3 separate regions of the Homo sapiens genome follow, and all the other regions are linked to region 1. A link is an interaction called in ENCODE POLR2A ChIA-PET data of the cell type or tissue named here. Cell type or tissue: GM12878. All regions are shown on one strand. Each heading gives the region's core, and the rest is flanking DNA. Links, peaks and the distances in the headings are about the cores only. Region 1 overlaps TSPAN5 (tetraspanin 5). Region 2 overlaps EIF4E (eukaryotic translation initiation factor 4E). Region 3 holds the start of MTTP (microsomal triglyceride transfer protein).

Region 1 (5,870 bases), core at 919-4,918:
TTCCTGACTGCTTCCAGCTTCTTATCCCGGGACCTGTGGTTGCACTCCTTATGCTGGGTTCCATGCAATCCCCTGGGCTCCTATTTTAAGTAAGCGCCTCTCATCTTAGCTAAAGCTACTTTGGGGGCATTCTGTTACATGCAGCCAAAAGCATTCTGCTATGGTTTGAGCACGGTTTGTCTGCCCTCACCAAAATGAATGTTGAAATTTGATCCCCAATGTGGTGGTGTCAGAAGGTGGGGCTTAGTGGGAGGTGTTTGGGTCATGGGGGCAGAGCTCTCATGAATGGCTTGCAGCTGTTCTAGAGGTAACTGAACACTTGTATTAACAGTAGTGAGTTCTTGCTCTCCTGAGACTGGATTAGTTCTCTGGGAATGAATTATTTCCCACAAGAGTTGGTTGGCATTAAGTGAGATTCCTTCTCCTGTTTGATCCCTCTTTGCACGTGTCTGTCTCCCCTTTGTGCATCTCACCATGTTATGATGCAGCATGGAAGCCCTTGCCAGAAACCAGGGCCATGCCCTTGAACTTCCCAGCCTGCAGAACCATGAGCTAAGTAAATGTCTCTTCTTTATAAATCACCCAGTCTCGGGTATTCTATTGTAGCAACACCACAAAACAGATTAAGACTGGTCCTAAGACATAAATAAGAGACCAGATCAATTGCTTTCATGCTTTAATCCTGTGACAAGCTTACAGTAAGCTACAAGATATGCAAAACAGGCATGAGACTGATGGTGCTCAGAGACTAATCATGCTCTGGCAGAGGGAAATTTCTTTCCAAATAATTGAATGGAGATACCAGTTGTTCTGAACTACTGGGCAAGATGTTGTTACTTGCTGTGTAAGGAATATATAATTCAGCCACACATCCACTTGCAGGAAAGAGCTGTCTGCTGCTTGCTTGTTGAACTATGGAAGCAGAATGATATGGCTAAAATCCACAGAATGGTTCCTGAAAAACACCACATAGCAGAGCCTGGGAAAGGGGTGAGGCAGGGGAGGAGGTCTATTTGGAGGTATCCAAGCATTTTTGGAACTGTGTTCTCTGTTTTCCCAGAGGATGAAAGGGCTCTTTGCCTTTGAACTTGCACTACACCAGGAGAAGGCCAGGCACCCCTTGAAGAAATGTCTACAATCCAGGGACAGTCTTGTTTGCAAACTCTTTTGTTAGGGTTTGGAACTTGACATTTTGGCAAGGACTAGTCATCTGAGATGGGGAGGGGAGAGAAGGGAGGGCTGTGCAAGCAATCAAACTGATACTCTTCTTGGAAATTACCCAAGCAATGCAGGCACGTAAAAGGGAAAGTGAGGGATGAGCCATCCTCTTTTGGATGGAAACATGGAGGCTGCAAGTTTACAGCCCACTAATCTTTGCTTGTCTCAGTAAAAGAAAGGCTTGCACTATTCCATCTGTAACTCCCTGATTAGATAAATCCAAGGCTGAAAAACATACCAGAGAAATGTTCTGAAGGCTGAGAAAGACTGAGGAATAACTCAAGCACTTCAAATCAGAGGCATGAGAAGTAAGTTATCTATAGACAAACATCAGCCTTTGTAGGAATAAACTGCGGTTTGCATTAGACAGCTGAGTTATAAGCTCTCTCTAATGGTAGCTTCGAAAGTTTAATACTGTCAGATGCACACTGTTTTTATGTTGAAACATCTTGACTTTTTTTTTTTTTTTTTTAACTTTTCCTAGGCTCAAGTGATCCTCCCCCCTTTAGCCTCCAAAAGTGCTGGGATTACAGGCGTGAGCCACACCACACCCAGTCTATCCTGACATTTAAAAACAAGGTATGATAAAGGTTAATGCAAATAAAAACCAAAATAGAATTATTCTTTAAGGTAAAAGTAGGATTATATCATTCAACTTATTTAATGAATATCTTCAGTATATACCAGCCACCATGCTAGGTGCCAGGGATAGAAGGGTGAAAAAGAAAATGAATGATATCTTTTCTTAAAGAGCTAATGGTCTGGTGGGAGTGGGTGGGAGATACATAAATAAAATGACAACTCAATTACAGAAATGGAGCATTCCCAGAGATGCACATGGGTTGCCACAGAAACTATGAGATCACTGCAGGGGTCAGAGGAAGCTTCCTAGGAAGTGACACTTGAACTGTATTTTAAAGAGACGGCGATAGAAAGACTATCTCCTGTAGAGGCAACAGCTTATCCAAAAGGATCAAAGCCTGAAACAGCATCTCCCTTCAGGAACCTGCAAGTGGTTCCAGGGCTGGAGCAGAGAGAGCCAGACAAGGCACTAGGCAGGCTATGGTCCCGCACCAGTGGTAGCACCAGGGAACTTGTCAGAAATGCAAATTCTGAGGCAGCTCGAGACCTACTACATCAGAAACTCTGGGGGCAGGGCCCAGCAAGTTCTGTCTTCTTAACAAGCCCTGCAGGTAATTGTGACATGTGTTGAAGTTTGAGAACCTCTGGGCTAGAAGGGTTAAGGCCTGATCAGCATAGCTGTATGTGTTATGGGTACCAAGGGACCAGCAAGCCATGGGAAGCCAACCAAGGATTTTAAGCAAAACAAGTTATCAGATTTGCATTTCAGAAACATCTTTCCAGCACAGTACAAAGAATGAATTGAAGAGAGATGAGACTGCAGGTAGCAAGACAAATTGGGAGGCTACTAATTTGGTGAGAATGACATCAGCTGAAAAAGGAAGAGGCAGCCGCAGCAAGATGGAGACAGCAGATGAAAAGGCAGAGACTCTATGGACTCAGTGGCAGGAAGCAGCAGGGTACAAGGTTAAAATTATGGGCCTTTAGGTCCAGGTGCAATGGCTCAGTCTGTAGTCCCAGCACTTTGGGAGGCCAATGTGGGAGGATTGCTTGAGTCCAGGAGTTTGAGACCAGCCTGGGCAACACAGTGAATATAAAAAATAAATATGAAAATAAAATTAAAAAGATTAGCCGGGCATGGTGGTATGTGTCTGTGGTCACAGCTACTTGGGAGGCTGAGTGGGAGGATCGCTTGAGCCCAGGAGTTCAAGGTTACATTGAGGTATGATCACGTCACTGCATTCTAGCCTGAGTGAGACAGTGAGTCTGTTAGAAAGGAAAGGAAAGGAAAAACAAGAGGAAAGGCAAGGAAAAAAATGAATGGATGAAGGGGAATGTCCTGGGAGGTGAAGAAAAGAGTGCAGTCTAAGAAAACGTCCCAGTTTTTAGCTTAAACAACTTGGCAGGCTTTTGGTGTCATTTACAAAGTTAGGAATACTAGAAGTGGAGAATATTTGGAGAGAAATATCAGTTTTAGATTTCAGTTTTAGGCGTTATTACCAAGACAGATGTCAGACACTGATGTGGAAAGATTCTGACTCTTGCACAAGGAAATCTGGGGGCTGGACAGCAGTTGGCTCTAGAGTCAAACTTAGCTTAGCATTCAGGTTCCACCATTACTGGCTGTGTGACCTCAGACAAGTAATTTAACTTGTCAGTCCTCTACTTCTTCCTCTACAAAACACAGAGACAAGTGGAATCTATCTCGTGGGGTCATTGGGAAGACTAAATGAGATAACGCATGTGCTCAAATAACGTGCTTAAAGTGTGTGGCACATGAAAAGGTGCCTGGCATATGCCTGGCTCAATAAATAACTGACTGTGGTTATCATTAAGGCTACATATAGTCTGGAGGAAAGAGGATCAAGGCATTGTCTTAGAGAGCATGAAGATGTATGGGGCAGTGTACAGAGGGGACCAAAAGGGGAGATTCAGAAGAATTAGATAAAAGGGCAGCAGGAAACCAAGAAAGAGGTGCCACCAAAGCCCATAGAGCAATTACACATTAAGTAGGGGAAGGGGCCAGCTCTACTAAGCAAAGGGGTGGCAACAGTGGAGACTGTTTGTGTTCCGTTAAGTGAAAATTAAAACATAGAGCAACAAGAAAGCATTAAAAAAGTAACTTCCCTCAACTCAAATGAGTCCAGCATGACCACCAGACACTGGGCATTGTGTGGCTAGGTAAGATGAGTTGGGAGGCACGGAAACTGCCAAAAAGGAACTCAGGACTGGCCTGGGGGCACCTCTGTAATATCTGGAAATATCCGTTACCTTACGTAGGAGACAAAAGGGAGGCAGTGTTACACAATGTGTTCCAAAGACCATCAGACGGGGAGTCAGGAGCCCCCAGGTGTAGTGGCGAGCTGCAGAGTAACTGTGTGTGACCTTGGTCAAGTCACTGAATGATAGTCTCCTCAAGTGTAAATGGGTAATAACACCTGCTGCAATGTCACAAGACTGTGACTGTCAAACACAGGGAAGACATTTGGAAAAGAATATGTTGCATAGATACAGGATAAATTAAAATACCACCTTTTATCCATTTCTTAAAATAACAGAGATATAACGCTGCAGTTATGGCTGTGTCATCTGGTACCTGCACTGCCTTTAGAAGGCAGCACAGATTAGCCATTCATGGAATCGGTACTTATCTGGTGCCTATTTCCAGAAGAGTTTGTGTGGGGAGACAATTCTCACATCTACACTTTTTTGGGGGGCAGGGTGGGGGGGATAGAGTCTCGCTCTGTCGCCCAGGCTGGAGTGCAGTGGCGCAATCTCGGCTCACTGCAACCTCCACCTCCCCGGTTCAAGCGATTCTCCTGCCTCAGCCTCCTGAGTAGCTGGGATTACAGGTGCGTGCCACCACGCCTGGCTAATTTTTGTATTTTTAGTAGAGACAGGGTTTCACCATGTTGGTCAGGCGGGTCTTGAACTCCTGACTTCGTGATCCACCTGCCTCGGCTTCCCAAAGCACTGAGATTACAGGTGTGAGCCACCTTATCAGCAAGGCACTGACATTACAAGTGAGTCCTTCGTTACTATCTTTTCAAGAAAATTTGAACAGCAGATAGCCTTGAAAGATTCAGTGTTTCTTTACAGAGCAAGGGTCAGGGAGACTTACTGCCCATTATAAAAGATCGGAGTTCCCTAAGTTCAGGGTTCCTCTCCTAGAATACAACTCACTATGTATCACCTGGCCCTCTCTGCACCACCCTGTAAGAATTAGGGCTCAGGGAAAGTGTACAAAAATATTGATCCTCTGGTTCCTGGCATTGCTGTGATTAATAAAGTCCTATGTGTCTGCCCCAGCAGTGTGATGCCTTCTGCCAGGATTTGTGACACTGTGGCAGGATAACTTGTTTGCTGGCATGCAGGGTGAAATCTCAGACCCTTCACAGTCCTTGACACTCAGTGTTATTGTTCCACAGAAGAGTTTGGTGTCTTAGATTGTTCTCCAGCCCCCTGGCTTGCTTCAGCTTGCCCTGTGGGATGTCAGCACCATCAGAGCTGAGGAGGCTGCTGAGATATTAATAGCTATTTTTAAAACACTTATCACAAATGCTCTCTCTATGCCTATATATCTGTGTGTGTTTTTGAATTTTATTTTGTTTTTGTGGGTTCTGTTTTTTTTGTTTGTTTCACTGATGAAATCTTTCTTTTCTAAGAAACACAGGACATTTATACATTTAAAGAGAGGAAAAGTGACTGTTATTAAACAGATGTCTGTGCTACAGTCAATATATCATTCTTTCATTTTAAAGTGTTCTAATTTAACTGTAAATATTAAAAGTTCCTAAGAAATAACTCCATGTTTCAGGTACATTTTAGTAAACATCTTGCCTTTGAAATAATTGAAATGCCAGGAGAATGTAACTTCAAAGCTTCAGACATTGTACAGAATGAGCTGAATGGTGTTTCCTACACTTACACGCTCCCGTGGCCTATGTGCCCAACCCCCACATTAGGCAAATCCACTACAGAAAACTATACTCAGAGTACACTGACTTCTTGTTAGAATTCAGAAAGCTTCTTTAAAATGAAACCTGATTGATAACATTAGCAACAAAGTC
Region 2 (5,870 bases), core at 1,222-5,221, 390 kb after region 1:
AATAATTTCTATCTATCCTCAGATCCTTACACCAGACCTTCCCCACCTTCACCCCACCCCCAATCATACACACAGTAAGTAGGGATATGAAAAGAGAAAGAACTCGTGATTAAGTTAGAAATAATTACCCAGATTACTGTTACCACACCTAAATAATTCTGATACCAACACTCTCCCCCTTCCTGATGACACAAAAATATAAACGTGTTCGGTCAATGCTACAGCACCAAATAATGGATAACAACATGATTGGTGACTCATATCCAGTAGTGCTTCCTTATATTACCCCTTCCTTCACTTTCTGTAGCTGAACTGGAAAACCAGCTGTGTCCATATTAGAAATGTAAATGCTACATATGGCAAAGACAGCTGCAATTATTTCTACAAGGTACTAATACAACATTCTAGTAAATTGAAGTCACTATATTAAATAAAGGTATGAAATAATGAGCAGAAGGACAGACACAGTAAGAACAGAAAAGGATGGTGCTTTATGATTTTGAAAAGCTCACACCTCATCCAAACTATGAGTTTTTACTTGATAGGGAACATTTACTAAGCAGTAACTACCAGGCCATGTGCTACATTATTTTCATACATATTATCTCAACATACTATAAATCATCTCAATATAGTCAATCTTCATAATCCCGTGAAACAACCATTATTCTCTCCACTCTTCAGACAAATCTGAAGTCCTGGAAAAGTAAACATGTCATTTAAATCCAGGACTACCAGGGTTTACGGCTAAGAACACCACATGTCCTAGTTCTACCTGTTTGTTGTTTCAGTATAATTGTTAACAGAACTCTCACTCCCAAAGGTGGCCAGGACTGAATAATAAATTATATGGTTACAAAGATTCTCTTTCTAGGCAACATAAATCTATAATATATACTGTGCTCTGTTCTACAGCCTCAGGCTCAACACCTTTGCTCATCTTGCCAATGCATGTGACTGCCAATAAACTAGTAAAAAAGGCATGAATGGTACACCTCACCCTTCCTCCCAGACACACAAAAAAACCCACTACCAGGAAAAAAAGCAACTATATAGTGAGTTTGTATTATTATGCACAGCAGGACACTAAATACCCATTGGTCAAATATCTCACATATACAGGTAAGTGTAAGTAAAAACCTCTTTTATGTGTACAAATAACTTTAATGAGAACATTATTTAATACAAATATGTAAACAGACTTCATACGTTTCTGTTCCTTGTAGTATCTACTGTTAGTTCTCAGTTTTGTCATTCATTTGACAAATTAAATCAGGCAAAGAAATGTACACAATCACATAAAAAGAATCACGTTCTCACACTTGAACACACAGCAGTGGTCAAAAATAATGAAATGTAAACTGGACCCCATGATTTAATGCAAAAAACACCCTGTACATAAAAGTTTCAGGCTTCTAACTCCACTGAATCCAGTACTAAATGTTCTTTATATTCCTCAGCTTCTTCCAAGTCCTTTTCACTTTCTAAAATCTGCCAAAGAACAGTATATGCAGCTTCCAACCTGTGCTGGCAAACAAGGCTTATCACCTGGGATTCTCGCAGACTTTCTGCCTGCTTTTTAATGGCATCATTTTCACCATCTTCAGCTCTCATTTTTTTTCTTTCCTTCTTGTTTTGCTTCTTTTTCATGCATCACTTTTTCTCGACCAACTGCTTCACCACAGGAGTCTTAATTTGTCTCAGGACAGGATCAGCCATGGTCCCCCAAGCGCCATGAGAAGGGTGGGACAGAGAGCCAGGGTAATCATGGAGGAGGCGGCTGTCAGTCCTCAGTTCTTTTCAACAAACCATGCATTTCCTCACAGCACCCTCAAATATGTAAATTAGTATAATTAATTAACTAGTACACAAGAACAAATATAGTCTTACCACCTGTCTTGTAAGAAATAAAAAATTTGGTGAAAACACTGAAAAACTGCCTCAGGCTATTAAACTGTTTTGGTTTTTAGCTTTCAAACATCTATTTACAGTAAAGGAATACCAGCTAATCTGGCATCACTCATGAAAGTGTGGCTGTGGATTTTGCAGTCTTCCTTATCTGTAATAAAGGATCAAAACTATGACTTTTATACTCCTCCCTTAACCGAGAAAGTTGAAATAAAAAACACATGGAGATTTAGCAAAATACAAATCTTTCAACATTAAAACACTGCTCACATGGAAAAAATTTTTTCATGTAAAAGTCCCTGAGACATCATATATCAATCATGATTCAAAAGACAGTACTTCTTAAAGTGCTTTTCAATTAATATAAAATGGCAACTAAACAATAACAAAAAATCACTAGTAACTGGATTACTAAAGAGTTGTGATGATGTGTACAAATTGTGCAGTGTCCAAAAATACTACAAAAATTCAATAGCTGTTTATTTAAATAATAACCTAAATACTTGATCAAAATAAGTAGCACTAACTCATGAGTGAATAGAGCTGATTAAGTTTGTTGGGCTATAGCTAAATATTTACATTTCTGGATACTCAGCAAGCTATACTTGAACACATTTTATTAATTAAAAAAAATCCCAACAGTCTACACTTGCATTTCTGATCTTCAAATAAACAGTTTTAAAACTTGGATGGATTCTTTTTTTTTTTTTGAGACAGATTCTCACTCTGCCACACAGGCTGGAGTGCAGTGGCATGATCTCGGCTCACTGCAACCTCCACCTCCTGGGTTCAAGCAGTTCTCTTGCCTCAGCTTCACGAGTAGCTGGGACTACAGGCATGCACCACCACACCTGGCTAATTATTTGTATTTTAAGTAGAGACGAGGTTTCACCACTTTGGCCCAGCTGGTCTTGAACTCCTCCTGACCTCAAGTGATCCGCCCACCTTGGCCTCCTAAAGTGCTGGAATTACAGGCATGAGCCACCGCACCAGGCCTAAAACTTGGATGAATCCTTTTTTTTTTCCCTTTGAGACAGAGTCTTGCCCTGTTGCCCAGGCTGGATTGCAGTGGCGCGATCTCGGCTCACTGCAACTTCCATCTCCTGGGTTCAAGCAGTTCTCTACCTCAGCCTCCCAAGTAGCTGGGATTACAGGCGCCTGCCACCACGCCCGGCTAATTTTTGTATTTTTAGTACAGACAGGGGTTTCACCATCTTGGCCAGACTGGTCTTGAACTCCTGACCTCGTGATTCACCCGCCTCGGCCTCCCAAAGTGCTGGGATTACAGGTGTGAGCCACCGCGCCCAGCACATTCTTAACTACTAGAAAGAGTTGTAGGAGGCTGGGAACACTGGCTCACACCTGTAATCCCAGCACTTTGGGAGGCCGAGGCGGGTGGAGCATCTGAGGTTGGGAGTTTGAGACCAGCCTGACCAACATGGAGAAATCCCATCTCTACTAAAAATACAAAATTAGCAGGGCGTGGTGGCACATACGCCTGTAATCCCAGCTACTCGGGAAGCTGAGGCAGGAGAATCGCTTGAACCCGGGAGGCAGAGGTTGCAGTGAGCTGAGATCAAGCCACTGCACTCCAGCCTGGGCAACAAGAGCGAAACTCTGTCTCAAAAAAAAAAAAAAAAAAAAAAAAAGAAGACTTGTGGTCACCTTTTAACATTTTAAAATAAATTTTTTTAAAGAACATTCTTAAGGGAGCACTAACATGTACCTACTGATCAAATTACTTTGCACATATTATATAGCTTAAGCCAACATCACAAATTCAGTCTGGGTTTGGGGAGGTGATAACACAGACACAAGAAATAACAGATGTGTGATCTAGGATGACAAGGCTAATGATAAAATTTAAATGTCACTACTATTTAAACCAAAGGCTACCAGAAGATTCATAATTTAAAATAACTAGAAAAATTTACAGGCCGGGCACAGTGGCTCACGCATATAATCCCAGCACTTTGGGAGGTCGAGGCGGGCGGATCACGAGGTCAGGAGTTCAAGACCCACATGACTAACATGGTGAAACCCCATCTCTACCAAAAACACAAAATTAGCTGGGCATGGTGGCGCATGCCTGTAATCCCAGTTACTTGGGAGGCTGAAGCAGGAGAATCACTTGAACCCGGGAGAGGGAAACTGCAGTGAGCCAAGATCGCGCCACTGCACTCCAGCCTAGATAACAAGAGCAAAACTCCGTCTCGAAAAAAAAAAAGAAGAAAAAGAAAAAGAAAAATTTACATACGGCCAGGCACGGTGGCTCATGCCTGTAATCCCAACACTTTGGGAGGCCAACACGGGTGGATCATGAGGTCAGGAAATTGAGACCATCCTGGCCAACATAGTGAAACCCAGCCGCTACTAAAAAATACAAAAATTAGCTGGGCGTGGTGGTGCATGCCTGTAATCCCAGCTACGAAGGAGGCTGAGGCAGGAGAATCGCTTGAACCAGGGAATCAGAGATTGCAGTGAGCTGAGATCGCACCACTGCACTCCAGCATAGCGAAAGCAAGACTCCATCTCAAAAAAAAAACCACAAAGAAAAGAAAAATTTACATACGTTGAACATTATGCAAAAGTAAAAAAATGATTCAAAATATATCAACACTAAAATGGCATTACAACCAGTGCACAAAACTGTTGACTGCAGTAACATGATAATTTCCATTTCAATTATTCCTTAAAGCTTTATAAGAAGTATTTGAAAGGCAAATCTTTTAAAGAATTTAACTGCTATTTAAACGTTTATACATTTTAAAACTTAGAAAACATAACTAAAATTTCATGATACTAAATTCTAGTTTTTTAAAAAAATCAATCTTTACATGTCACAGTTCAAACAAATGAGCAGTTACTGTTAAAATTCTATGTGTTTTGCCGGGTGTGGTGGCTCACGCCTGTAATCCCAGCATTTTGGGAGGCCGAGGCAGGCGGATCACCTGAGGTCAGGTGTTCGAGACCAGCCTGGTCCAACATGGTGAAACCGCGTCTCTACTAAAAATACAAAAATTAGCCAGGTGTAGTGGCACGCGCCTGTAATCCCAGCTACGTGGGAGGCTGAGGCAGGAGAATTGCTTGAACCTGGGAGGCAGAGGTTGCAGTGAGCCAAGGTAGTGTCACTGCATTCCAGCCTGGGCAACAGAGCAAGACTCCATCTCAAAAAAAAAAAAAATTCTATGTGTTCATTTTCAAAAGTTAAAGGTTATAATTTCAATGTAAACTGTAGCTTTAATAAGGTCATTTTGTTTTCTGTAACAACTTCTTATCCAACAAATTTTTTTTTTCTTCTTTTCTTGCCTTCAGAGGAGGGTATCACTATTACTTAGGCTGGAGTGCAGGGGTGCAATCACAGCTCACTGCAGCCTCAAACTCCTAGGCTCAAGAGACGATACTGAATAGCTGGGACTACAGGCATGAGCCACCATGCCCAGCTAATTTTTAGAGACAGGTCTCACTATATTGCTCAGCCTGGTCTCAAACTCTTGGCCTCAAGTGATCCTCCTGCCTCAGCCTTCGAAGTTGCTAGGATTACAGGCATGAGCCACCACACCTGCCTTTTTATGTACCAAGGTTTTAAAATCACCTTTCAAAAGAAAATATTTTGAAGAAATATATACCTTAAAAAAATTTACAAAACCAGGTATAGTCATCAGTTTCATATGTTCCCAGGATTACAGAGTGGAATACAACCTTCTATTTACTTAGTTTAAGTTTTACTTAATTTAAGTTAAACTATCAAGCTTCCAAACGTAAAAGGATCTACTGAGTTCCAAGCCAAAACTAAATGGGAAAATAGAAAAATAATAAAATTAAAATAAAAACATCTACATTCTTTAACCTAGTAATTAGACTTCTAAGAGACAACACATCTATCAACAGATATAACCAAAAGGTAACAGATAAACAAACCACGGCGTTTATGATGTAAGCACTAAACATGTTTGTAAAAA
Region 3 (5,870 bases), core at 1,195-5,194, 1.1 Mb after region 1:
AAGTTCCTTGTGACACCATTTTTAATGTTTTTTTTTTGTGCACTTTATGCCTAACTCCACAAGACACTGTTATTAAGAGCCAGTGTGTTTCTCCACCATACTTTCTTTGCTCTTCATCCCTTCTTGCATCTCAGATTTTATCTGGGGTCAATTTTTTTCTAATTGAAGCAGATTTTTAAAGATGTCATTTGGAGGAGTCCTTTACTGGTAAATTTTCAGTTTTAGTTTTTCTGGAAAATCTCTATTTCAAGTTTATACTTAAAAGACATCTTTACAGAATATATATAGAATACTTAATTCACAAGTATTTTCTCTCAGCACATTGAAGACAACATTCTAATGTCTCCTAATTTTCATTGATACTGTTAATAATTTAGTAGTTGTCTGCTTCTCTTTCTTCTTGAAAATAATCTGTCCTCTCTATCTAGTTCCTTTAAATATCTTCTCTCTCTCTCTGATATTCTGCAGTTTAATTATGATGTATCTACTTGTGTGTATGTGTGTTTTAAAAATTATCCTGCTTAAGACTTATTGAGCCTCGTGAATCTGTGGATTGGTATCTGTGATAGGCAGACAATGGCTCCCCAAAGATCTTAAATGTCTTAATCTCCAGAACCTGTGATAGTCTAAGTTAAGGTTGTAGATGAAATTAAAGTTACCAATCCACAGACCTCAGGGTAAAAAGATTATCCTGGATTATTTAGGCAGGCCCAGTATAATCACAAGGATTCATAAAACGGAAGAGGGAGACAGAAGAGATGGTCAGAGTGATATGAAGTAAAAAGGATTCAGCTTACTCTTGCTGGATTTGTAAATGCAGGAAGGGACCACGAGTCAAGGAATGCAGGTAGCTTCTAGAAGCTAGAAAAGGTAAGAAACAAATTCTCCCCTAAAGCCTCCAGAAAGGGATACACCTGCCAATACTTTCATTTTATCCCTGTGAGACCAGTGTTAGACTTCTGACCTCCAAGAGTATAAGACAATAAATCTGCTGTTTTAAGCCACTAAGTTTTGTGGTAATTTGTTATGGTAGCTATGGAGAACTGATACAGTGCCTTTCAATAGTTCTTGGAAATTCTTCAAATATATTCCCCAAATATTGCCTTTGCACCACTCACTCTATCCTCTATATCTCTTGACCTCTCTTTAACATTTTTTATTTTCTTATTTTGGTAATTATTTAAAACAATTGGCTTCTTGTTCCACTTCAAATAAATTCATATTTTTATATCTACATATTAAGAATTAGTTCATAAATGTAATTGTTGTATCGTATATACTTTAAAAGGAAAATTGCATTTATACTTGGATATTATTATATTTTAGGTTTTGAAATTTCTTTTTTTAAATGTCTGATAAATTTATTCTGATCAAAATTAAAATCTTATTGTATTTACAGTAGTCTACTAAAAGAGTTTACATCAATTCTCTCCTTTAAATGCTAGCAATTCAGTTTTGTGTGGTCAAAGATAATTTAGAATCCTTTTATGGTAACTGATATGATACAAAGGATTTTTTTGGTTGTTGTCAAATTTGTATGTGCGTATATATGTATAGGGGGTAGAAAATTTGGTTAGTGACTCTATTTTGGAAAAATGAATGTTCTTTTTGGAGTTTTAGATTCCCAGTGTTTCAAACCAAGTTTGCTTTTGATAAGGAATTCAGTGAATCTTTATTTTCTCGTAGAGAATTTTTAAACAATACCTTTCAAAATATTGTATGTATTCCTATATAATTTTGCCTTGGAATAAAAAAAGTCATCACATTAAGAATATTTTTAACTTAAGAAATTTTTTCAAGATTCTTTCAAAATGCTAACTCCCTCATTGATTTGAAAATACTTTTAGAGTTTAAACTATTATGACCATGTAGGGATAACTTAAAGTGTCCTTCTAAATTTTTTTTTCATTAATGTCATGCTTCTTTCTAAGAACAAAGTGTTTCAATGTTATAAACAGACTGTTTTTTCACATAGCTTTCATACATCCTGACTTTCTATATCTAGTAGGGTAATACATTTCCTTCCAACCTTTAGTGGGGTGAAGTTCATTTGTCTTCTAATCTAAGAAAATACGTTAACTCCTGACAACCTCTGACACTCAACAGAAACACAACTGTACTTTGGAATTAATCATCCATCTTTATTTCATAGTCTCCTTATTTATCAATGCAAATGGAAGTATAGCAAATATTTCACAGTGTCATGTACTACCTAAGGAATTTCATTGCAATAGCATTGTTTTGAAATGTATCATTTGATTTTGATCTAACTATCATAGATCAGTTTTACCCCTGTATGTTCAGCCTGAATGTCTAACCACAATTTCACAAAAATCAAGGGCTCTGTTAGTTTTCATACAAAATTGTGATGACTTATTATGAAGACAGTCCCAATTAACAATTGCATGTCATCTGTAAGAAATCAATTTTTTTCTCACTCCCCACCTGTAATTTTTTTTAAGCAAAGAAGAATACTTGGGTCTAGGTTTCAAGGTTTATTTTTCTGTAGTCCTAATATCACTTCAGTAAATTAATCTGAGACTCATTTTTCTAATATGTCAAATGACTGTTGTAAGGATTATTATAAAAACGTAAGGTGATTAACAAAGTATGTAATTGTTCCATAGATGGCAGCTCTTGTTTTTTTACTGTGCTTTGCTTCTGCCCTGCTTCACATATTATGTAAAATAGCTGGTGAGTTTTAGGAGGTAGTGCTCACATGTTTGCACAGTGTTTGCTGTGGACGATCAACAGTAACAGAAGAGCATACTTCTTCGATACACAGAGTTTACTGAATTTGGAAAGGCTTTGGCATTCTTATGTCATCTGTAATGAAACAATCTCCAGAAGTCTTTTCTAAAATGTCCTTGTAAAAAGAAAAAAGTTATGTTTATATTTTATAAAAGGATGATGTTATTTATAACCAGCAGAAGCAGCCTTATTTGAACATCTTATGTTGAAATTGCTACTTAATACAGTGACTCATAGGAGCTTTCTAGTGGAAATCAAATGCTCAAATGAAATAGAATTTAGTTTGTTAGGCAATAGTGATATGTCTTTTATTGGTTGGACTCTGGAAAACACTTGACAACGAATAGTACTTTACCCGAAGGGCACGTATCATGCACCACATAGCCTAACCACAAACATTAAAGGTCTTGTAACTGTGAGCCTCAAATGAAAATACATAAGGACAGCTCTCATACAATCAAATACAATACAAACTAGCTTTTAATTTAAATAAATATGTAAGTAAAGTTCAAGTGACTATAATGATTTTATATCCCTATGTATGTATCACAGAAATTGTGGCAAACTGTAGAAATCTATTCAAATGGAAAGTAACAAAGCACTTTCACATTGCCTTGTATTCAAAATCCCTACTCTTCATAAAAACTTATATTTCTTTAACAAAGCTACTTTTCTGTTTAACTCCCGGAAAACTTCGTATTTATAACTTAAGGGGGTTTCTCCAACCAAACAATTTATTTTTGCTAGGTACTATAGCTATATTTTTTATACAAAATTTGTGACAGCAAATGAAATTCTAATCCCAATAGAAGAACAAACAATTTTCATGTTTCGATCTTCATATATATAATTCAAGAGGAAATATGCTTAACTTTGTAGATTTTTACATTTTAAATTGCATTGTGTCTGTATCAAGTCTACTATCTTTTACCTAGATTGTCTGGAAGATTTAAGCTCAAGGTTACGGTTTGAGAAAAGGGTTTTGAGAGTGACCAGGATAGATTTAAGAATTCATTTTATACTAAAATATGGCCATAAATATTTTTAAATACATTCAAATAGCCCTTTGCTGGCACATTTTTTCCCTTCTTTGCCAAAACATTCCCACAGGCGGCCTAAGTCACCTCATTTTATAGGTTTAGTAGGTTTAGCAGGCTTTATGTGCTCTAGTAGGGTTAGTAGGTTTTGTTCATATCAGGTCTCTCTCATGGGAGTTTCCAGGGACAAGGATTGCTTCAGTTAGTATGGCCTTAGCCATACTAGGGTATTTGCTTTAATTCTACAGAAGTTTTCTAATTAATATTCTGTAGCAAAAGAACTAAGATCTGGAATTCCCCCTCTTAATCTCTTCCTAGAAATGAGATTCAGAAAGGACAGGACTGCATCCAGCCTGTTTGGGAACTCAGACAAATGTGTGTTGTCACAGACACAAATAGAGGTCTACTATGAAATAATTGGCTTGCTAGTGTGCTAATGACAGACAATGCTGATTTGCTCCAACCTCATACAGTTTCACACATAAGGACAATCATCTATGTTTCATGAAAGTTCTATCTACTTTAACATTATTTTGAAGTGATTGGTGGTGGTATGAATTAACAGTTTAAATTTAAATCCTAAAATTCAGTGTGAATTTTTTATAATAGCATAAAAATTCAAAGATGTCCATACAAGAAAAATTAAAATTTGGTTAGGTTTAGCAGAGTTTGAGAATCCTTACTACCCTCCCACATAGTATTGTAATGTGAATATAGGCAGTTACTATTACAGGCATAATGATGATTATGTATTAAGCAGAAAGAAGTATCACCACCAGTTTTTTTCTTTGAATGCCCCTCAGTACTTCTGCATTTATAGGATGGTAGACTGGTTTGGTTTAGCTCTCAAAAGTGAAAACATTTAAAGTTTCCTCATTGGGTGAAAAAAATTAAAAAGAGTGAGAGACTGAAAACTGCAGCCCACCTACGTTTAATCATTAATAGTGAGCCCTTCAGTGAACTTAGGTCCTGATTTTGGAGTTTGGAGTCTGACCTTTCCCCAAAGATAAACATGATTGTTGCAGGTTCTGAAGAGGGTCACTCCCTCACTGGCTGCCATTGAAAGAGTCCACTTCTCAGTGACTCCTAGCTGGGCACTGGATGCAGTTGAGGATTGCTGGTCAATATGATTCTTCTTGCTGTGCTTTTTCTCTGCTTCATTTCCTCATATTCAGCTTCTGTTAAAGGTAAGTTTGTGTTGCCTTTTGCTAAACTTTAATTTCCATCTTTGGAGTTGGAGGCAGATACGTGCGTGTGTGTGTGTTTGTGTGAGTGAATAGTGAAAGAGTTTCTGACTAAACTATCTTCAAAACCATGTAACTTTGGAATGTTTGTGAAAGCATGGCTGAGTTGAAATGAAAACCAAATTCAAATCCCTACAAACATTAAGAAAACAGATATTTCTTTTAGTTTCAGTTCCTCAGACCAGTGTGTTCTTGCTTCAATTTCTCATTCATGGTCTGTTTTTAAAAGAAGGAAAAAAGATACCCACTATTGTTACCTGCTGTTGTTGGTCACATTGAATGCAGCTCCTTCATTTGAATTGTAAATGAGGATTTTTTTTAAAAACCGAGTTCTTAAATTTTCTTTTAGTTGCTTAGCAATGTGACCTCAAGAAGAATTAGACCCAATGAAAAAGGCATTTGATTTGCCAAAGAATTATGAATGAAATGGCACAACATATATTTAATTCCGTTACAATTAAAAAATGATAGAATTCATAGTGAATTAAAGAAAATTAAATTTCCTGATACAGATTTAAGAAATAAGACATTATCTTTGGAAAAATAATGTTGCTACTTACAGTTTCTATTTTAAGATGAAATTAATTTTAAAAATACATATGAATTAATACCATTGAAAAGGCAAGTGAAAAAACATTTTATGAGGAATGGTTTCATAAAACTGTTGTGAAGTGTATTAATATAGAATCATGTTTCAGATCAGCTACATTATAAACATCGGTTTTCCAAATGCTGCATTGTGTAAAATGATCACTTTTTAGTTTCTTAGGAAGACACACTGTTAAAAACCAATTGATATAACAACATAGCGTTATAGGGACCAATTTTAAAACCATGT

The links. ChIA-PET counts read pairs that join two places held together with the same protein. Peaks named below come from ENCODE experiments on the same cell type or tissue, not always from the same donor. Only the 100,000 strongest peaks of a DNase experiment are listed, where the experiment ranks them.
Region 2: POLR2A ChIA-PET joins it to region 1 with 9 read pairs; 4 of 35 experiments call an interaction of 5 or more read pairs at or near these places.
Region 3: POLR2A ChIA-PET joins it to region 1 with 7 read pairs; 1 of 35 experiments calls an interaction of 5 or more read pairs at or near these places.

Annotation. Positions count from the first base shown.
Region 1 is chr4:98,516,423-98,522,292 of GRCh38, forward strand. All of the region lies in intron 1 of TSPAN5 (tetraspanin 5), which reads right to left. Among named protein-coding and RNA genes, the nearest start is that of TSPAN5, 140 kb to the right of the region's middle. RefSeq lists an enhancer at 2,426-2,505. In GM12878, for the core only: no CTCF peak of the experiment used is centred there; a DNase peak (open chromatin) is centred at 2,489.
Region 2 is chr4:98,908,130-98,913,999 of GRCh38, forward strand. The region is part of intron 1 of EIF4E (eukaryotic translation initiation factor 4E); the gene reads right to left. It also overlaps the pseudogene TBCAP3. Among named protein-coding and RNA genes, the nearest start is that of EIF4E, 18 kb to the right of the region's middle. In GM12878, for the core only: no CTCF peak of the experiment used is centred there; no DNase peak of the experiment used is centred there.
Region 3 is chr4:99,569,996-99,575,865 of GRCh38, forward strand. MTTP (microsomal triglyceride transfer protein) reads left to right here and starts at 4,829. Exons shown (of 18, transcript NM_001386140.1): 1 at 4,829-4,975. The coding sequence starts at 4,915. In GM12878, for the core only: no CTCF peak of the experiment used is centred there; a DNase peak (open chromatin) is centred at 5,115; H3K4me3 peaks cover 297 bases; H3K27ac peaks cover 447 bases.